Linked DNA regions of Homo sapiens: region 2 is linked to region 1. A link is an interaction called in ENCODE POLR2A ChIA-PET data of the cell type or tissue named here. Cell type or tissue: GM12878. All regions are shown on one strand. Links, peaks and the distances in the headings refer to the core of each region. The heading gives the core; the rest is flanking DNA. Region 1 overlaps IQGAP1 (IQ motif containing GTPase activating protein 1). Region 2 overlaps IQGAP1 (IQ motif containing GTPase activating protein 1).

What was found. Peaks named below come from ENCODE experiments on the same cell type or tissue, not always from the same donor. Only the 100,000 strongest peaks of a DNase experiment are listed, where the experiment ranks them.
Region 2: POLR2A ChIA-PET joins it to region 1 with 10 read pairs; 6 of 35 experiments call an interaction of 5 or more read pairs at or near these places.

Annotation. Positions count from the first base shown.
Region 1 is chr15:90,492,612-90,504,126 of GRCh38, reverse strand. It overlaps IQGAP1 (IQ motif containing GTPase activating protein 1), which reads right to left. Exons shown (of 38, transcript NM_003870.4): 35 at 11,416-11,515; 36 at 9,292-9,414; 37 at 6,787-6,895; 38 at 1,888-4,132. The coding sequence ends at 4,019. Among named protein-coding and RNA genes, the nearest start is that of CRTC3, 32 kb to the left of the region's middle. In GM12878, for the core only: no CTCF peak of the experiment used is centred there; no DNase peak of the experiment used is centred there.
Region 2 is chr15:90,395,024-90,406,538 of GRCh38, reverse strand. The region is part of intron 2 of IQGAP1 (IQ motif containing GTPase activating protein 1); the gene reads right to left. Among named protein-coding and RNA genes, the nearest start is that of IQGAP1, 13 kb to the right of the region's middle. RefSeq lists enhancers at 10,509-11,008, 11,009-11,510. In GM12878, for the core only: no CTCF peak of the experiment used is centred there; a DNase peak (open chromatin) is centred at 5,498; H3K4me3 peaks cover 512 bases; H3K27ac peaks cover 909 bases.

The sequences.
Region 1 (11,515 bases), core at 2,461-10,460:
CTTCTGATCTCAAGCGATCCACCCGCCTTGGCTTCCCAAAGCGCTGGGATTACAGGTGTGAGCCACCACGTCCAGCCCCTACTCTGATTTTCCCTCTTATTTTTCTTATTTAATGTTGCTATACCTTGATAAGCTTTTTTTTTTTGAGATGGAGTCTCGCTCTGTTGCCCAGGTTGGAGTGCAGTGGCACGATCTCAGCTTACTGCAAGCTCCACCTCCCGGGTTCATGCCATTCTTCTGCCTCAGCCTCCTGAGTAGCTGCGACTACAGGCACCCATTACCAAGCCCAGCTGATTTTTTGCATTTTTAGTAGAGATGGGGTTTCACCGTGTTACCCAGGATGGTCTCGATCTCTTGACCTCGTGATCTCCCTGCCTCGGCCTCCCAAAGTGCTGGGATTACAGGTGTGAGCCACCGTGCCCGGCCGATAAGCACTTTTCTTTTTTTTTTTTTTTTTTGAGACAGAGTCTCGCTCTGTCCCCCAGGCTGGAGTGCAGTGGCATGATCTCGGCTCACTGCAGCCTCTGTCTCCCAGGTTCAAGCGATTCTCCTGCCTCATTCTCCTGAGTAGCTGGGACTACAGGCATGCGCCACCACGCCCAGCTAATTTTTTTTGTAGTTTTTAGTAGAGACAGGGTTTCACCATCTTGGCCAGGATGGTCTCGATCTCCAGACCTTGTGATCCACCCGCCTTGGCCTCCCAAAGTGCTGGGATTACAGGCATGAGCCACTGCACCCAGTCCTGATAAGCACTTTTCTAACTCCCTTGATTTCTTTGCAGGACAATATAGAGCATATTATTAAAATATTTCAGGTTTCAATAACAAAGCTACCAGACAGCATCCTTTCCATTTCAGAACGAGAAACCTGGGGCTCAGAAGGGTACCTTCCAGAGTCCCACCAGGAGAGCCATGCTCTTCCCCTCACTCTTCCTCAGAGGAGCATGCGGTCATCTCCAACCACTCGTACAAACCATCACCTCCAATTTTTCATTTTCCCTATTTTAGAATTATTCCGTTTCCCCCCTTATTTCAACCTGTCACTAATTTTCCAATATAGTCTGGCCACAGTTTACCAACACAACAGGATGCTTATGTACATGTTTGTATTTTTAAGTAAGGCTGCCCTCTGACAAGGAAGCCTTTTCTTTTCTTTTTGAGATGGAGTCTCGCTCTGTCTCCCAGGCTGGACAGCAGTGGTGTGATCTTGGCTCACTGCAACCTCCGCCTCCAGCTTCAAGTGATTCTCCTACCTCAGCCTCCTGAGTAGCTGGGATTACAGGCGTGTGCCACCACACCCAGCTAATTTTTGTATTTTTAGTAGGGGTTTCGTCATGTTGGCCAGGCTGGTCTTAAAACTCCTGATCTCAGGTGATCCGGCCCGCCTCGGCCTCCTAAAGTGTTGGGATTACAGGTGTGAGCCACTACGCCAGCCCCTTTTCTTCTTTTTTTACTGCTGTGATTTACTTTTTCCACATTCAACATCCCCTAGTCTTTTCTGGTGACTTCCAAGTGACATAGGAACCCCCTAAGGGGCACAGTCTATGTGCTCAACAACAGTATGCTGGTCAAAAAAGGTTAAATGCTGTTGCAATTTTAAACTTTCCACCGTTCGTCAATCAGAATTAAGTGACATATAATGTTTGCTTCCCGCAACACCCTTCTTTTTATGGTGAAGATAACTTAAGCATATTCATTAAAAAGGCTAAAGTCACACGTTCACACATTAAAAGTCACTTTGAGACATTCAATGATCTGATGGTGGACTTACGTTTTCTCCTTTAAAAGGAAGGGGTTGTCTGCTGTTGTGATTTTAACTGATACATCTCACTCTAGTCAAGGTGTTTAGCAGGAACTGTTAACAATGAAACTGAGAAAAACACAAACATGAACAAATGACCTTTTATTTCATACAGAGATACAAAGGCAACTATGTGCAGCAACAATCTGACGGGCAGTCCAAACTCTTGGGAGGAAGTAAATTCATGGTAAATGTCATGATGGCTGGTCGAGGAGAAGGTCAAAGGAGGAGAGAGAGGAGACAGAGAATGCTACAGCTAATAAATAACAGTAATGAGAACTGTGTGGTTTCAACGCCATGAGTTTGTTGGGGCATCCTCTGTGCTACTAAAGCCACAATTCTATATCATCATCATCAACATTCTTGAAGCGCATTTTACACTATTCTGCATTAGCAATTGTGTTGAGGGAACTATAAACCTTAAAATTACTGACACATTTTATTAAAGGAGCTGTAAACTCTGCTCATTATTGCCTGTCTTGGATGTGGCCTTTGGGATTCATAGCCTCTTTTAAGGAAACAGGGTTGACACACTTTGGTTGGTCCCAGTTTTTGAGGCAATGCTAGTTGTAATAGCATCATCTTTTAATCTGAGGAAAATGTTTCTTTAAAAAACCTGTCTTCCAAAATACAACAAAAAACAAGGTCTGGGTAGTGGCGAATCCTTCCATGGCACTCCATGCCTCCCTGTGGGCTGTAACCATGCACCTGAGTAAAGAGTCTCATAAAAATACTTCTCCAATGCATTTATAATAGGGACACACTACATAGTTTGTTATTCATTAAAGCAGTTTATTGGCTTAATGTACATCAGTGAATTTTTAAATGCTAAAAATTTATGATAAAAGAATACTGAATCAAAACATCAAAGAAAGAAAATAGAGGCTCAGCAGCATGATTTCAATATATTTTCCTGGAAAAAGTTTTTTTTTTTTTTAAAGTGTATGACTTTTTATCCAAGAACAAAAGCTTTCTAAATGCAATGTTTAGACTTGATTTTTTTTTTAAACTAAGCCCAGAAAACTGGGGCTCATAAAATAAAGGCACAATGTGGGCAGCAAGAGAAAAAAGGAGAAAAAATGGGGAAAAAATTGGTTTTAATCTCACGTGTAACATAGGTTGGCTGGTTTTGTTTTTGTTTTAGACAATTAAAGGCAGAATTATCTCCCTGAACACTGCAGATAAATCCTAGTGTTTTAGCTATAAGTTTCAAGAGTTCAGATATACAGATAAAGCAATTTAAAAAAAGCTTTTCTTATTCTAAGGCTTTTGATGCATTATATAAATCTTTAAAATTCCTATCACCCACATTTTAAGACATACATCTATACTTTAATAAGGCACTCTTAAGATATAAAACAGTTTTAAAAACAATGACATTCTACATTAGGGCTAACCCATTCCTCTGCCATAGGGATGGAGTGAATTGTCTCTCTGAATCAAGTCAATCTCTGTGCACCAACAAAAACAGGCAGGTGCCTTGACCCATTCTGAATTTATCTGAGTAGCTGAATTTTAGCAATGGGACTCTCCCATCCACTAGTCGGGGAGTTACACAAACAGAATTGCCCAAGTTTGATAATGAAATTTAAAAACATTATCTCCTTTTTTCTAGAAATGCTTCCTTTGAACATGACTGTCACTTCCATTAGCTCCTGTCCATAAAGAAAAACACAATGGAAGATAACCAATGATTCCCCATATCCTTCAGTTTTCCTGATGGGACAGAAATATAAAGGAACTTTATTTTTAAATGACAACCTAATAACTGTTAATAACATGACATTTTAGTTGTGTGTCTTGTATGTATTTATGTCATTGGTGCTAATAGCTTCCACTTCTAAATGACACACATTTGAATCCTACCATCCCTATTGCTAATTAAACAAACACCAAAGCTTACAATATAGTACTGCAACCTCTAAGACTGTAACAACACAGAGAAATTTTAGTGGAGTTTCCACTCTTTCCTAAGTAATGGAAGAAAATGAAGAAACCAGAAAGGTCAGACTAAGCCTGAAACACAATTTCACTATGAAAAAAGGGTAACAAATGTCCCATCAGAGCGAGAGGAGTTAAAAATGTGGCATCGGGAGTGTATCAGATTGAGGTGCTGTTGTTGGCTAGGTCTTTGCTTCCAATGAGGAAAGAAGGACCTAGAAAGGAGCTGTGAGGTGCTTCTTTCCTTCATCCTTCTGGGCTGGCAGCAAACGATCAATTACTTCCCGTAGAACTTTTTGTTGAGAAGGAAGATCAGGAGGTTGACATTTACTTTAGCTCTATCAAATAATTTCATGACTGCAACTCCTTCATACTGTAGCTGCAGCAGGTCCTATTAACAAAACAAAACAAAACAAAACAAAACATTTTGACAGTTAATCAAGTCTGTGGAACAAGGAAAAAGGACACAATGTAGGGAGGGATCCAGATGGACTGAGGCCTGCCTTGTGTGCCAGATGTGAACTGGGGCGAAAGAAAAGTTCCACGCTAGGCAACTACCCACTGCACAACCAGCCTGAGAGCTGGAGCAATAGGGCACATTGGCCAAGGGAGGCTTCTGGTTGATTTGGAGTTAGGAAGTCATGTTGTTCATATCAAAATTCATCATACATGGAAAGAAAAAGAAACATGTTCAATTGCCACACACATCTAAGCTTTTTATTTCAGAAGTCACAATGACATTTTCCCATTTCATCCATGTTATGGGTCACTAGTTTTAATAAATCTGGAAAAGGTGAAGCATTTAAACCTATGATGAAATATACTAAGCACGGGGAAATGAGATAAGGCTAGTAATGTCACCTTAATACTATCTGATAGATTCTTAATTTCTATTCCATATGAGAACACTTTCTATCCCGAAGGCAAGGGGAAAAGAGAGAACTTGATGTTTTATTAGGTGTCTGCCATGTGCTTGGCATTGTGTAAGCACATTACATAGTATCTTTTAAAGTCCTCACAAAAATTTTTATGAGGTGCGATTATTCTAACTTTAAAGATGAGCTACTGAGACTCAGAGATGTTAAATGACTTGCACAACAGGACAGAGATGGAGGCGATAAATCCAGATCTGACTGCAATGCTCCCGCTTTTCCTGCTACTTTCACCATTGTCCTGAACAAGTTTAAGAAATCTGAGTGGTCTCACTTCTGAACTTTATAAGAGTGGTGATGAGAAAGCAAGGGTCAAAAGTCTTGAAAGGACCCCACAAGGCCGGGTGTGGTGGCTCACGCCTGTCATCCCAGCACTTTGGGAGGCCGAGGCAGGCGGATCACGAAGTCACGAGTTAGAGACCAGCCTGGCCAACATGGCGAAACCCTGTTTCTACTAAAAATACAAAAATTAGCTGGGCGTTGGGGCGTGGTGGTGCACGCCTATATTCTCAGCTACTCAGGAGGCTGAGGCAGGAGAATCACTTGAACCCAGGAGGCGGAGGTTGCAGTGAGCCGAGATTGTGCCATTGCACTGCAGCTTGGGCAATAAGAGCGAAACTGTCTCAAAAAAAAAAAAAATTAGCCGGGCGTGATGGTGTGCGCCTGTAATCCCAGCCACTCAGGAGGCTGAGGCAGGAGAATCACTTGAACCCACGAGGTGGAGGTTGCAGTGAATGGAGAACACGCCACTACACTCCAGTCTGGGAGACAGGGCGAGACTCTGCCCCCCCCTCCAAAAAAAGAAAGGACCCCACAAGTTCAATTATCTGTTGGAAAAATCCTAGCAGCTCCATGAGGGCTGCTGGGACCTGTGCCTAACAGAATACCCCACACCTGGCAGTTACCCCACATTTAATGAATTTGTACATAAATTAATAAATTACCACAGGCAGACTGGTTGGCCTAACATGATTTGGTTAAAAAATTTAAAAATAAAAATATGTTCTGATAACTCCACGTAAATAAAAAATTTTAAATTAAAAAAATAATTTGGTGAAACTGAGGGAATAAGAGGTTCCTATTCTTTTTTTTTTTTTGGTGGAAGTACTTTAGTTAGCTGTGTGCATCACAAAATCATTTCACATTTGTTTAGCTAACATGTTTTAATGGTCTACTGGTCATTGAGAAGGAAACGAAGATGACTAAGAAATGCTACCTGTCCTTAAGGAGTTTATGGCTTTAGCGGGGAGAGGGGAAGTAAGTCAACACCTACTGTAAACAGAGGATGTCTGCAAGGGCTACAGAAGCGAAGGGGAAACCACCTATTATGGCTTGGCTGGGGGAGGCACACCCATGGAAGTACTCCATGGAGGAACAAAAGGGGCGGGGTTGGGAGGCAGGGGAGGGGAGGGAGGGCAGCATGAGCAGAAGCCCAAATGTACATTGACAGGAAGGCACCTGCCCGGGCTGGCAGGGCATGGCTGTGTGAAGCAGTGCAAGAAAGGAGAGAGAAGCAGACTAACCGGTGCCACACACACAAAGCTAAAGGAGTCTGGATGTCACCTAGGAATCCTCTCGATGCCCTGTTATTTTTTAACGTGTAAAAATCAGATATTTCAAAATAAAACTTAGGGATCTTTATGCTACAAAAATGAATTACTCCCGAGTTCTTTTTGGATTTAAGATAGAATTCAGTTTACAAACATAAACTTTACACACACCTTGTCAGAATGTATCTAACTTTTAAGTACCTATATCAAATCAAAATGACAAAAAGATTTCAAGCTACTGAGTGGGCTTAGAATTCTGCAGTGTCAGCATGTGTACTTCTGCATTTTGTTCAAGTCCAAGGTGTCAGCTCGATTTAGTGGCAGCACTAAGTGGAAGCTTCAGCTAAATGTTTTCTGAAGAGTGACATCTGCAAAAGCTCTCCAGAGCGCACACACCAAACCAGACATGCTGAAACCCTCAGCTTCTTTCCCCGCAGTGTGGAGCCTAGCTCACTGCTGAATGTAGACAGCTTTCCTCAGATGAGTCTCCTCTTTATCTATTTCTCCTACTTGGACAAGAATCTCATCCAGAAAGTTTTTGGTTCCTGCTGGTGCATACCCACCTGATAATGTAACATAAAAGTCTCCATTTGAACTCCCATGAATTTGGCTTTCACTTCGAAGTCTCCAACTTCTTCTGTTGGACTGATTTCAAATATAACATTTTTAAACCTGTTGAAAGATAACATCGTAAGGGTATGGTTTTTATATTCTCATATAAAAATATTCTGTGAAATGGGGAAAGGAGATGAACCAAGTCTTCAAGAGTGAAAAGGGCTGCAGAAAATACAGGTCAAAAGTACTTCTGCAGCTGAAGCAGCACAGATTGCCAAGCCCAAGTACCATCTGCTCTGGGACTTGGAGAGAGGAATGGCAACCTCTCTCTGCCTGCAGCACTTACATCCTATCAAAGAGGAACCACTGAGGAGTTCCACAAGTGGCGTGTGAAGGGATGACATCATAGGAATTCTCTTCACTTCCACATGGCCAAAAAGGAAACCTAATGATAAAAGGAGAAAACGGAGGACACTGGGGAAGGAGAGGGTGTATGTGTTTGAATACATGCATGTTTGAGGACTGGGAGAAGTAAATAAACAAAAGGGGGTCCGTATAAAAAGCACCAAGGGAGGAGGTTTTCTAGAAAGAGTAGGTGCTGTGTATATAAGCACACTCAGTATTACCAAAGATAAATTGTTATTATTGAACGTATTTAAGTTATCACTCATTCACAATATGTTACGTGCCAGGAAATTTTGGGGGGCCAAAAGGAAAAGGTATTATGCAGCCGGGCACAGTGGCTCACATCTGTAATCCCAGCACTTTGGGAGACCGAGGCGGGCGGATCACGAGGTCAGATCGAGGCCATCCTGGCCAACATGGTGAAACCCTATCTCTATTAAAAATACAAAAATTAGCTGGGCATAGTGGCATGCACCTGCAGTCCCAGCTACTCAGAAGGCTGAGGCAGGAGAATTGATTGAACCCGGGAGGCAGAGGTTGTAGTGAGCTGAGTACCATACCCTATCACCACTGCAGTCCAGTCTGGTGATAGGGCGAGACTCCGTCTCAAAAAAAAAAAAAAAAAAAAAAAAAAAAAGGGATTATGCTGTTCTCTGGATGATCAAAGTATAGCACCCCAGATTTCCAGAACTCAACTATGGAGCTGCCTTACCTATTACGAACAGGGCTGAGAACCATGAAAGATGCAAAAAGGTCACTGAGAGTTAAAGAAGTCACAAAAACCCATGCACTGAAACACACATGCATCTTATTCAACTGGAACGCCTCACGGGTTATTCCTTAAACATATTTATCTTAAGTGATAAATAATTTTACCAGATTTAGTTGGCTATTTAGTTTCTAAGCCCATAGGAGCAAATTAAAAAGAAGACAGAAAGGCAAATAGAGGTAGGCACTTGAACAGTAGTGGAAGATAATGACCTATAATAATAAATAATAATAATAATAATAATAATAACATAATAATAAAGGCCTGTAATCCCAAAGGAGGCTGAGGTGGGTGAATCACATGAGGTCAGGAGTTTGAGATTAGCCTGGCCAACATGGTGAAACCCCATCTCTACTAAAAATACAAAAACTTAGCTGGGTGTGGTGGTGCATGCCTGTAGTCCCACCTAATTGGGAGGCTGAGGTGGGAGAATTGCTTGAACCTGGGAGGCCAAGGCTGCAGTGAGCTGAGATCGCGCCACTGTACTCTTGGGTGACAGAGAGACTCCGTGAAAAAAAAAAAAGAAGAAGAAAAAGAAGAAGAAGAAAAAAATATATATATATGTATTTATATATAAAGTAGTTAAATACATAAGTGGGTGAGTCGTGTATAATCTTTATGTGAATAGAAAAAAATACATTAAAACGATTTCAGTGGTTATCTCTGGCTTGTGGAATTACAGGTGTTTTCTTTTTTATGCTTTACTGTATTTTCAAAGTTTAATAACGAATACATATTATTTTAGAATTAGAAAAATGTAAAAGGTTCTTTTTTTAAAAGTTGTTTTTTTTCCCCCCCTAAACAGACAAAAGAAGAGAAAGATCAGTAGCCTGAGGTCACAGGGCTGACTGAGCAGATGCTCAATAAATGCTTGCTAATGACGCTGGGCCCAGGACCTGTGGGAGGATGACATGTCAGGTCCATGAACCACGTGCAAAGCAAGCTGATACTTCCCAGAAAAGCAAATGAAGATAAGTGCCTGGTTCCTAGCTATAAGTGGAATAAAGCAAACTCCTCTTATTGTTACTCTTAATTTATTCTTGGTTCAGAAACAGAAGAAATCCAAGGAATGGCTTCCTGCTTTAATGAGGAAAAATTAAGATCAGACCCAAATAAGTGAACATGACCTGAGACAAATGTTCTACAAACAAGGAAAAGAAAAACTCTTTTATGACAAATTAACTCTGAGTATGAGGCCTAATTCTACACATAAAAATATATAAATACATAAAAAATACTAAAAGTAACCATCCAGAAAAGAGAAATGAAGACAAAAAGGCAAAGATGTGATAAATGTAGAAATAAAAATCAACTTATAAAACAAAAAGCAAAGACTCACTGATTCACTTGCAGGTCCTCAATTTCCAGAAGAACTCCTTTTTCATGTAGTCTTGCTGCTGTATATTTCAGAGAAATCTTTTTGCTTTTCTTTCCTTTCATTTCCCTAGGCTTTTTGGAGACTCTGTAAAAATCACATCATGTCACTTTCTATAAGTAACCATCTACTCTGAATCTTCATCATTGGTAACTGAAGGAAACATGTCAGAAACCAAACTTCCAGACATAAGCATAAGTAACATACCAACTCTAAAATGGCAAACAAATGTTAGAATTAGCCTAAGCAATATCTCTGCAAAACAGGGGAAATATTACTAAATTGCTTCTATTTTTAGTTTAAATTATATTTGAGAACACTCCCATGAATTTAACAGTGTCTTAATCCTCCCATGTCCTTCTGGGAACTTAAGTACCTAACAAGTAACTAGGAGAGCTTCGTATGCCAGCTGAGGGAATGGTACTGAATCCCAGGAGTGAAGGAGTTACTCTACGCCCCTCAGCTGTGTAGGGAAAAAATTAAAATGTCATCAAATACTTTTTAAAAGCGTTTAAGCCAGCACAGCAATTACAGATGAATGAAAATAAGGAAAAAGAAACAGGTTAGGAGGCTATTAGGATAATCAAGGCAAGAAGTGCTAACTTCAGAAATATGCCCACATTTGCAAAATGACATATGTACAAGAGGTTATTTGCTGCAGAATTTAAAAAATAATAACAAACAACTGGAAACAACTTAAATGTCCATCAATGGAGAACTGCTGAAGTCAACTGTTATATCTATCTGCATAATGGAATAATATGCAGCATTAAAAAAAAATGAGAATCTAGGTCTGTCTGCTTAGAAGGCCTGGAGGCCATGACAAATCTGGCAGTGAACACACCTAGTTCTAGATCTTGGTTTCTAAATACCATTCTTCATTCAAAGAAACCAGGCATGCTTGGAGAAACAGTTCATTCTGGCCCTGGGGAGGGGAAACTACAGGTTGAACATGAAACATCTTGTGTCAGAAAGTCAGGAAGTGCACAAGGAACAATGAAAACACATCAAAAGCTCACAGGAGTCAGATCTGCAAGCAGGGTTAGGTGGGCCTGTTTTTCATCCCTTCCATCACCCATGCCTGACCCCAGAGAGTCTTCCATGGAAAGAGAGAAACAGAGGACATGCAAGAGCCAGGGAAATGGGAAGCAGATATGGCAAAATATTAAAAATGGGTGAATCTAGGTGAAGGGCACATGGGTGCTTATTGTTCTATTCATTCGATCTGAGATTTGAAAACTCTTAAAATAAAAAGTTAGGAATAAATAATAAACTACCCTGCAAGTAAAACCTGCTCTTATCACCCACCTCTCTGGGTTTTCAATTCCCTCCCTGTAACATGGGCATGCTGATAGTTTGTGGCCAGTGCCAAGAAGGCTGGATCAGACTTTCCTCAGCACCCAGGAAAAAAAATCAGAGCCTGTGATCTTGTCCCCAGGAAGTATAGAGAGGAGCAAGGGGACCCAAATTTGTATAATATTCCTTAAGTGATTCTGGGACCAGCAGATGATCTCCTTTCATGATTTTAATTTCTAAGGCCAAGAAGATTTTTTTTTTTTTCCAGAGTCTTGTTCTGTCGCCCAGGCTGGAGTGTAGTGATGCAATCGTGGCTCACTGCAACCTCCATCTCCCAGGTTCAGGTAATTCTCCTGCCTCAGCCTCCCAAGTAGCTGGGACTATAGGTGCGTGCCACCACACCCAGCTAATTTGTATATTTTTAGTAGAGATGGGGTATCACCATGTTGACCAGGCTGGTCTTGAACTCCTGACATCAAGTGACACACCCGCCTCGGCCTCCCAAAGTGCTGGGATGATAGGTGTGAGCCACCTTGACAGGCCCCAAGAAGATATTTTGCAAAAGGAATACTTAGCGATAAGCATCCATGAAATCCCCCACCCACTATTCACATCATACACTTACAAATGGAATTAGGCAATTACACAAATGATTAGAGGTAAAATAAAAGACTAATGCAATAAATAGATCCAGTGTATTTTAAGTAAAAATTTCCAGTGTCATTTCAGTTGCCTCTGCTTTTTCCTCACTCTAATTCTGACATTGATTCTTTAAAAAGAAAAAATACTCACTTGCCCTTGCTGGCTAAGTTATCCAAGCAGGTTTTGATATAGCTTTTATAGTAATCCACCTGCTCCCCATAAAAGGTGGCCTTAGAGTTCAGAGCAGCGT
Region 2 (11,515 bases), core at 2,160-10,159, 97 kb after region 1:
TAGAATATTCACAATGTTGTACAACCGTCATCACTATCTAATTCCAGAACACTTTCATCAACCAAAAACAAACCCCGGCCGGGCACGGTGGCTCACGCCTCTAATCCCAGCACTGGGAGGCTGAGGCGGGTGGATCACCAGGTCAGGAGATCAAGACTATCCTGGTTAACACGGTGAAACCCCGTCTCTACTAAAAATACAAAAAATTGCCAGGCGTGTGTTTTTCTCTGATTCACCAATCTGGTGACCCTGTCCAAAAGGAAATGATGTTAATGTGACAGGGCTTTTTTTAGGGAGCCCATGTTGGCTCCCAAGCATCACTTTTCTCGCTAAGTGTTCATAAGTTATGCATCTGACAATGTGCTCTGGAATTTTTCTGGTCCAATGTTTGGCCAGAAACTAGTTTACTAGACCAGAATTTGTCATATTTATCTTTTCCTTTTTAATAATTAGTACATTTGCACCCCTCATTTTTAAAAACCACACTCCCGTCCTTTGCAATGCCTTAAAGATCACTGAGCAATTATACCTATCCAATTAGTACAATTATGGCTTTAATTTAAGCTCTATAAGCCAAGAACAGGATAACTCAACGGAGAATGTAAACTAACTATCATAAAACACAAAATAGCTGAGAAGTGACCATGAACATCTCCCAAATTCTTATTTGAAATAGTCTCTGAAGAAAGTCTTAGAGTCCAAAAATAAAAAATAAAGTAAAAGAAAGAAAAAATAGTCCCTCAAATCCGTAACTGATAGAAAAAAAAGTGTTCGCAAACCAGAAAAAAAAAAAAAACCTGGAACACTATTGATAAAGTAGGTTTGAGGAATATTGCATACACTATCCTTTGCCTTGGAGACTCAGAATTTACAAGTCTATGACAAAGATTCCAAATAATTTGCCACTTGAATAATATTTGGCTTGGTTTAACTCAGTATTTCTGAAGCTTATTTCACCACTAAACCCTTTCTTTAATGTCACAGCACAATATACCTCAAAAAATACTGATCTAGAAAGTCAGCCACACAGTTTTTCAAACTCCAAATTTGCACTCTCCTTTACACAAAGAATAAATTATGTTAGTTTGGCAAGTCTAGTAATCTCTTCACAGTCTTTATGTCAAAGCTGTTAATTCAAAACCTGTTTTCTCAACGCCAACTTTACTACACGATATTAATCTGTTTAGCATTACAATATAACTTGCTTGAAAGCACTCTGGAAAATCCTAACCAAATTCCCTAAAATGATAGTTAAGCCATATGTTTCAAAAAGCTCAACAGTTGAAGCTGCCTTGTTCTGAAAAAAATTAAGATATCAGTTCATAAACTAGAGCACAAGACACCCTCCAGAGCACATTTCCTAAGACACTGCTAAGACTCAAAATGTAAAATACGATTCAAAAGTCAAAAAAGCAGGATCTATCTTACTCCTCACACCAAAATAAATTCCAAATGGATCAAAGAGTTAAATATTAAAACACTTTACATCCTAAACATACTAGAGGAAAACATGGGAGAATGTTTTTATATAATCTCAGTATAGATAAGACTCTTTAAAAATCATGCAAAAAATTCAAAAACTAAAAGTAAAATATTAGTAAGTTCAAATATGTTTTAAAACTTTATTTGAAATACAAAGTCAAAATTTAAAGGACAATGGCCAGGTGAGGTGGCTCTTGGCTGTAATCCCAGCACTTTGGGAGGTCGAGGCAGGTGGATCACCCGAGATCAGGAGTTCAAGACCAGCCTGGCCAACATGGCAAAACCCTGTCTCTACTAAAAAAATACAAAAATTAGCTGAGTGTGGTGATACGCGCCTGTAATCCCAGTTCCTCGGGAGGATGAGGCACAAGAATCGCTTGAACCTGGCCAAGATCGGGCCACTGCACGCCAGGCTGGGCAACAGAATGAGACTTTCTCAAAAAAAAAAAATTAAAGGACAAAGTGGAATGAATATTTATAACACCCACGGTGTACAACGAGCCAATTTCCTCAATATATAAAGAGCTCTTACCACAATGAATAAGAAAAAGATGAATAATCCAATAGAAAAATGAGCAAAGGATTCTACCGAAAAAGTTCACAGAAAAGAACATACAAATGGCTTTTAAACACATGTAAAGATGCTCATCTTCACTCATAATTAGATAATCCAAAATAGCTACAATGAAATACCATTTTCACCTATGAAACTGGCAAATGTAAAAAATCTGTAATACTCTGGGTTGGTAAAATTAAAGCGGAAACAGCCTTCTTATATGTACATTATTGACAGGCAGATGTGCAAACTGGTACAACCTCTTACGAGAGCAAATTGGCAATATTTTTGAGAACTAAATATGCATATTCCCTTTGACCCAGAAATTACACTTTTAGAAATTTATCCTGCAAGAATACTCATACATGCACAATGGCATACCTACAAAGTGACTTTTTATAACAGCAAAAGCTGAGGAGAAAATGTCCGTTGACAGGTTAACTTCAAAACCGAAAACTAAAACTGTGAAGGAAAAAAAGAGGCACTTCATTCCACATTCACTCATATGGAATGAATTTTAAGATGCAAAGCAAAACGGTGGCTCATGTCTGTAAGCCCAACACTTAGGGAGGCCAAGGCGGGCAGATAACCTAAGGTCAGGAGTTCAAGACCAGCCTGGCCAACATGGTGAAACCCTGTCTCTACTAAAAATACAAAAATTAGCCAGGCCTGATGGCGGATTGCCTGTAGTCCCATCTACTTGGGAGGCTGAGGCGGGACAATCGCTTGAACCCTGGAGGTGGAGGTTGTAATGAGCCGAGATCACACCACTGCACTCCAGCCTGGGCAACAGAGCAAGACTCCATCTCAAAAAACAACAACAAAAAGATGTAAAGCAAAATGTACAGTGTGCAACCACTTCTAAACAAATCAAAGTAATTTGTATTTACATGCACAGAATATCTCCGGAAAGAGACACAATCATGATAGCAGTTCCATGTGGGGAAAATAACTGAATAGCTAGAGAAAGAAGACTAAGGATATAGACTTTTTTTCAGTGTTATATACTTGCATAGTCTCTGAATTATGTATCACGTCTGTGTATTACCTATTTCTAAGAAAAAAATGTTTTAAATTTAAAAATTTTAAATTAAGACCAAATCTATCTAAAAAACATTCCTATGGGGATTCTCAAATTTTTAAGGAAAACCCCAAAAGTCAAGCCATTGTCAAACACTACCTTTTTAAACTATCAATTATGAAAAGGTATTGCCCAAACTAATGACATAGCATGTCTTCAGGGAAGAAACACATTTTTGTGCAGCAGTGTGATCGTAGCTCACTGCAGCCTCGAACTCTTGGGCTCAAGTGATCCTTCCACCTCAGCCTCCCGAGTAGCTGGAACTACAGGTGTGTGCCACCACGTTTGGCTTTTTTTTATTTCTTATATTTTGTAGAGACAGGGTCTTAATATGTTGCCCAGGCTGGTCATGAACTCCTGGCCTGATGCTATCCTCCCTCCTCGGCCTCCGTAAGTGTTGGGATTACTGGTGTGAATCACAGGGCCCAGCCCAAAAAAACATTTTGTTATAATAGTCATTTAAATAAAAGACAAATTTTGTTTACTTTTAGCTGTTTTAAAGGTCATCTGAGATGTATGTTACTTACAGTAAAATGACCTGCTGATTAATGCCTACTGCATGCATATCTGTGAGACTTTTTCTATTTAAATGTTATCTTTTTCCTATTTTTAATGATTGTAAGTTTTTTTTCTCTTCTTTTCAACTTTTCCTTTTCTAATTTTGCCCCCACTCCCTCTTGTATTCCTCAATTCATTCTGTTTTTAGGATCACCAGTTAATTCTATTTGAGAAAATATTTTTAGTTTCTTATGTTGCTCATCAATAATCCCAAGCAATAGTCTGACACTTTTTAACCTTATGAATAAATACCTATCAGAGTAATACTATTTCCTTCTGCTGCAGAAACCTCACAGTTCTTAGAGCCCAGTGTGTCTAAATCCCCAAACAGCTGCCCCAACAGAAGCCAAGCCCTAGGCTGGCAGCTGCCTCTCCAATATTCCTTCTGCTTTTTGTTATGATTTCCAATGAGTCAACAGGAAGGTATTCTGAGTAAAGAAGAAATAGAGCTTTTAGACAGGCCTCTCCTCCTCCCACAACCCCAAAAATACAGTTCTTGCCAAATGATCCAAAGCAATTTCCAATCCAATTTGCCACTCCTGTCTGTATGAGGTAACTCTTTAACAAACAAGAAAGTGGTAGGAAGGAACACCTTTCTAAGCTGAATTCAAAGCAGATACCAGGTTATGAAGAAGGGAAGCAATTAGGAAGGGTCCAACAAGCTAGTTAGACACAAAAATACATAAGACAACTGGAGACTTTCCCTCAGGTGGCAGGTGGAAGAGACTCCAAAATAAGTGGCAGGAAATTGATGGAGTTCCCTCACTGACTTGAAAACTACACAAGTTACTTAATGTCTCTGGGCACCAGTTAAAGAGGTTAGACTTAAATGTTGCCACTTCAGCATCTGCAGAAGTTAAGAGCACCAGCTTTGGTGTCACAAACCTGGGCTTGAATTCCAATATATGACCTTGGGAAAAGTGTTATCAACTCTATTTTTTTCCCTCTTTAAAATAAAAATAATGCCTATCTCACAATAATGTAATATGTAAATTTCATCATCATTCTGCTTAATTAACAGTAGTTACTACTGTTGTCATTATTTTTAGAACCAGAAGTATAGCAGCAGCAGACTAACATGGCAGTTAAGAGAAAGGACTTCAGAGTTCTTGCCAAACCTGAAATCTGGATCAACCACTTATTAGATGAATGAGTTAACCTCTCTGAGCTTTGCTTTCTTATCTGTTAAATGTAGATAATAAGCACCTCACAGGGCTTCAAGAATAGCTAATTAGATAAAGCATATAAAGTGCTTAGCACAGTGCCTTGCATGTAGAAAGTATGCAATAAACGGTACTAATCATGACAATGAGGAAGAGGGGGAGAGGCAAGGGGAATACACTGACTTTGGGACAGACAGAAAATATTTTAGATTATGACTGCCTTGCAAATTGCAGGTTTTTGGTTTTTTGTTTTGGGGGATTATTTTGGCTTTCCTTTAGCTGCCTTAAAGTACTGAGGTTTCTAGAATAAAATGCCTTATTGAAATAACTAATTCTTCCCAACATACAACTATTTTTTTAAAAAATTTTAACCCAACATTCAAACTTCAGCAAGTAAACTCTTACTCTTCAAAATAAACCATTAACCAGATCTTTCTTAAACATTAATATGTTTAAGATTTTTTTAATTCACGCACTGTCAAACCACAGAGATCAATCAGATTGCTAGGAGACTTCAGGAGAAAAATTAAGGAGCAGAGCCCTGATTTGATCCGGTAGGCCACAGGCCCTCCAGGTTCCACTGGCACTTCACTCGGCTAACTCAACGATATGGTCTCTAGGCAACCAAGTCCTGAGTTAAGCAAACAACCACAGTAATATGAATCACTTCCGGATGTTCTCACTTTGCCTACCAGCGCTTTCTTACACAAATACTTCTTGTCAAGGGGTTTATTTAGCACCAGCTAGAAACAACCAAGAGTCCATCAGATACCACAAGGCTTAAAAATGTCCAAAACAGGTTCCACTACCAACTGGTATCCCCAGATGTGACACTGTGAAGCAGAAGGAATTGTACAGCAATCAGAGGCAGGTCACCACACTAAGCCGGAAAATGAAATTCCTAGAACATGCCAACTTGGGTCCTCAAATGTATTTTTACTATTTTGTCATTAGGGACATTAAAATATATAAAAACAGTTGCTCTGACCTGTAAGACCAGAAGAAATACATGCCAAATGAGGTCAAACTAACGGGCCACACTTAGCCCAGCCAGATTTTTTCCCCAACCTTGACTGGTGGACAATCCATACACTCAGCTGCCCGATTAACACTGGTTTTTCATGGCCACATCTATTTCAACACCTACGGATTATAAAGGGAAGTGGTAAACTATGTAACCCAACTATCTTGGCTACCTGCTCCTTTTTTTCACCTTGAAAGGATCTTTTGTGCCACACTCTTCTTCATGAACTAAAAAGAGATCATTTAAGCTATTAACAAGAATGGAGACGGAAAAGGAATTAATTAAAAATATAAACTACAATAGGACAAAGCAACTACCATTAACAGAACCAAGGAAAAAATATCAAGACTGTAGAAAATCAAGTCAGTGCAACAAAAGATGTATGTGAGACACATACCTAGAACGCTTATTTAACGTAAACAAAATGAAGAAGAGCCATAAAATAGACTACACAGATCTAACTAATCACCACAGGCATAATGGACAATTTCCTAAAGCTAAAATAAACAAACAAGAGACATTATAAACCAAGAAGAGTCTCCACATTGCAGGCAAAATTGCTAAGCCAATAGCAACCCTAACATGTTAACTGGGGAAATGTTTATACCTCAAGGAACAACAATTCTACAAATTTCAAGTCACGAAAAAAGGAAAAAAAAATCAAGTTACTTGTCATAGAGTTAAAATTAAGCTAGCTTCAGATGTTGTTTCTCAATGATAAGAAGTATAACAAAGTCATATATATTTTTCTCAAAAAAATGAAATATGGTTCACCATAATTTAAAAGTCCAGAACTAGAAATATATATATACATAATATTTGACAAAACAGACATGAATTGCTAATAGGTAATAAACAGCTGGTTTTTAAAGGATATTAGAGGCCTGTAATTCCATCACTTTGGGAGGCTGAGGCAGGAGGATCACCTAAGGCCAGAAGTTCGGGATAAGTTCCCCTTACAATCAACATTACAAGACCCCATCTCTACAAATATATAAAAAGTAAGCCAATCGATTATTAAACTGAAAATTTTGGCAAGGTTTTAGAGAAATTAAACTATCTAGACTTCGAGTTGATAGAAGAAATTACAAATCGAAAGACTGACATTTAAACTCAATAAAATTTAAAACTACAATGAAGAAAACAAATACAATGAAACATCAAGGGAAAATGTTTGTAGCAAATACGAGAGAAAGTCAAGTCCATGTTATAAAAGAGCTCACAAAAGTTAACATCATGACCCTAGAAGCCAGGCACATAACAAAAACAGAAAATTTGCATAAGAAAATAATACTGATAAACAAATATGTAAGAAAATGTTTAAACTCTCCAGCAATCAAAGCAATAGAACTTTAAACAGGAATAAACCTAAATAAATTATGAACATTAGATGGCCACTGAAAATAGTAAATTAAGACAATACAGGCCAGGTGTGGCTGCTCACGCCTGTATCCCAGCACTTTAGCGAAGGATAGCCTGAGCCCCAGGAGATGAAGACCAGCCTGGCAACATAGAGAAACCCCATCTCTACAAAAAAAAAAATTTTTTTTAATTAGTTAGGTGAGGTGAAGTGGGCCTATAGTCCCAGGTACTTGAGAAGCTGAGGTAGGAGTATCTTTGTTTTTTCAAGGAAGATTTCCTATATTCACTTTTTTTTTTTTTTTTTTTTTGAGACAATGTCTGGTTCTATCACCCAGGCTGCAGTACAGTGGCGTGATCTCAGCTCACTGCAACCTCCACCTCCCAGTTCCAGTGATTCTTGTGCCTCAGCTTCCAGAGTAGCTGGGATTACAAGCACACGCCACCATACCCAACTAATGTTTTTTGTATTTTTAGTACAGATGAGGTTTCACCATGTTGGCCAGGCTAGTCTCGAACTCCTGGCATCAAGTGATCCACCTGCCTTGGCCTCCCAAAGTGCTGAGATTACAGGTGTGAGCCACCGCGCCCAGCCAAGATACTTAATACTTTATTGTAATATAGGCTTTGTGCTAGATAATTTTGTCCAACTGTAAGCTAACATCAGTATTCTCAGCACAATTAAGGTGGACTGGGCTATGATACTCAGTAGGTTAGGTGTATTAAATGCATTTTGACTTACAATATTGGGATATAACCCCCTCCTAAATCGAGGAACATCTGTGTAGTAACTTAAAAATCTGAATTTGTGATTATATCTAAAAATTATATACACAGTTTTTCCTTTTACTTAATCCCTTCTTTTCCTTTATTATAAAATTATCACTGTAAAAAGCATTTTAAATATATAGTACAGTATTAAGTAAAAAGGAAATCTCACACCCTCTACCCCCATTCCACTCCCTAGAAGTATCTTCTGTTTCTGGTGTTTTCCTTCAGATAAAAGCTAAGGTCTGAAGTGAAAAAACTAGGGCTACCAACCTTAGGACCTTGAAAGTGCCCAGAAAATTCCTGTCATCTTCACATTAAATCTGCTTTTCCTTTTGCAGATTTAATGTGAAAATTCAGGAGGCCGGGCACAGTGGCTCATGTCTGTAATCCCAGCACTGTAGGAGGCCAAGGCGGGTGGATCACCTGAGGTCAGGAGTTTGAGACCAGCCTGGCCAACATGGTGAAACCCCCGTCTCCACTAAAAAATACAAAAATTAGCTGGGTATGGTGGTAGGCACCTGTAATCCCAGCTACTTGGGAGGCTGAGGCAGGAGAATCGCTTGAACCCAGAAGGCAGAGGTTACAGTGAGCCAACATAGTGCCACTGCACTCCAGCCTGGGCAACAAGAGTGAGACTCCATCTCAAAAAAAAAAAAGAAAAAAAAAAAGAAAAGAAAAAATTCAGGATATCCTTTATCCAGGTGCTTGGATAAAAGTTTATTGAGTTCAGGCCGGGCGTGGTGGCTCACGCCTGTAATCCCAGCACTTTGGGAGGCCGAGGCAGGTGGATCACGAGGTCAGGAGATCGAGACCATCCTGGCTAACACAGTGAAACCCCATCTCTACTAAAAATGTAAAAAATTAGCCAGGTGTGGTGGCAGGCGCCTGTAGTCCCAGCTACTCGGGAGGCTGAGGCAGGAGAATGGTGAGAACCTGGGAGGCGGAGGTTGCAGTGAGCCAAGATTGTACCACTGCACTCCAGCCTGGGCGACAGAGCAAGACTCCGTCTCAAAAAAAAAAAAAAAAAAAAAAAAGTTTGTTGAGTGCCTACTGTATTTCACTGTGCCAAGCAATTAACCATCACAGCAGCTCTGTAAGATGCATAGCGTTCCCATTCTGCAAAGGACAAATTTGGGCTCACTCCCTGACGTTAAGCAACTTGCAAAACCAGAATCAGAACTCACACCTGCCAAAACAGAAAGTCTGATTCTTTTCACTGTGGCAAGATATCTCAACATTCAAGATTTTCAAAGAAATTTTATTCATACTTTTGAATTTCTATTTTACTTAATTATTCGTACTATGAGAATATAGAGCCACATGACTTTTCTTAATAATAATGGGTACTAACTAGTTCAACTCTTTACATTTCTTAATTTTAAATTTTGCTAGGCTGGGTGCAGTGGCTCACGCCTATAATCCCAGCACTTTGCGGGGGCCGAGGCGGGTGGATCACTTGAGGTCAGGAGTTGGAGACCAGCCTGGCCAACATGGTCAAACCCCATCTCTACTAAAAATACAAAAATTAGCCAGGCATGGCAGTGGGCACCTGTAATCCCAGCTACTCGGGAGGGTGAGGAAGGAGAATCGTTTGAACCCGGGAGGCAGAGGTTGTGGTGAGCCCAGATCGCACCACTGCACTCCAGCCTGGGCAACAGAGCGAGACTCCGTCTCCAAAAAAAAAAAAAATTTTTTTTGCTAAATTTTCAGCTACATGGTAGGGTAAAAAGCTTTCGGCAGCCACATTAGGAATGAATACTCCCCATTTGCAACAGTGTTACAATACAGAAAAGCACTCAGCTTCAACCACTTTTAATAAATACACTTTTAAATGCAACCCACTTCTTATGGTGGAGCCTGTCCAAGGCCGTTGCACTAAATTAATATCCGAAAAAAGAATGGAGGTTTATTCTTAAAATAGTGTATGTCACCATTTTAAGAGTTAAGAATAAATCTCACCCCATACTTCCCCTTGGTAATTATAAATAAATGAATGGATCAGCTCCTAGTGCCACCGTGCCATTACGCAGCTACATGCTATGGTCCTTTAGTCACACTGGGTCTCATGAGATAACTAGACTTCTCATCTGTACAAAGAGAGCTTGGGTCACCATCCTAAAAATGATCCCCCTCAAAATTTAAGTGATGCTCCTCATTTTGAGAATTCTAGAAGTGCTGGGCATGATATTCTTCCTAGTCACCTCACCTACCCATTTTGTTTTCTTGCTTCTTAAATGTCTTAACTTCTATTTTCATGATCCCAGGGTGCCAGCCTGGACATATCCCAACATTCATGGAATTCTGAAATCACTTACAGGGAGAGGAGATCTGAAGAGCCCATCCCAGAAAATGCTCTATGCCAACAGTAAAGACATATGCACAAAAAAGACTTTGTTCCCAAGAACTAATTTCTTTCCAAGATACCTTTTCAATTCCTCTAAATTACAGAAAGTGACATACTTCTACTTAGTGCTAAGCTCGACTTATCACCGTGGAGTTGCTGACAGTCTCCAACCAGCCAGCGTTCCTACCTTCCCTTCTACAAGAGGGGTGTGCCCTATTCCTTGAGCTAGGGTACGGGCACTCAGCAGCAGAAAGGTGGCCCATGACAGACTTGAAAGCGCACACCAGGAATTGTCTGAAACTCAGAGAATGCTGGAATTAACTTTCTTCCTGTGACCTTTAACCTAGCTGAATTTTCTTCCATTTCCAGTACTAATCGTACTTTCTTCTCACTTGCAGAATTCCCTGTTCTGTCCTGCCTGACACGTTCTCTTCTTGGTTCTTTTCACCTGAACCTTATTCTGATCTGTTACTTCCTCCTGTCCAAGACCTAAGCACTGAACATACCTCACATATTTAAATGTTACCTCCTTCAACTGAGTGAAACGGTATTCATTGCTCCTATACAACTGCTCTTTAGCCGGCCGGGCGCAGTGGCTCACGCCTGTAATCCCAGCACTGTGGGAGGCCAAGGCGGGCGGATCACGAGGTCAGGAGATCAAGACTATCCTGGCTAACACGGTGAAACCCCGTCTCTACTAAAAATACAAAAAATTAGCCAGGCGTGGTGGTGGGCGCCTGTAGTCCCAGCTACTCGGGAGGCTGAGCCAGGAGAATGGCGTTAACCTGGGAGGCGGAGCTTGCAGTGAGCCGAGATAGCGTCATTGCACTCTGGCCCGGGCGACAGAGCGAGACTCCGTTTCAAAAAAAAACAAAAAAACAAAAAAAACCCCGCTCCTTAGCCTAAACAAATGTAAAACTCAATAAGAACAGGCAAAAGGATAAAAATAAGCTTCAATTTAAGCATAAATAATAATTTAAGATGTATCCTTGATCTATTGTGCAGCCCTTAGCAAAAAGCCTTGAATCGTTAGGTGATATCTCATTAGAACAGCGGCTTAATTTCAATATTGAAGCTGCTCTCCAAACAATGAAGAAAAGCAGAAATCTCTACATTTTCTATTTCTCAACCACTCCCAGTGCTCATTTATAGGAATTACCCCTAAATTTTCCCAGTT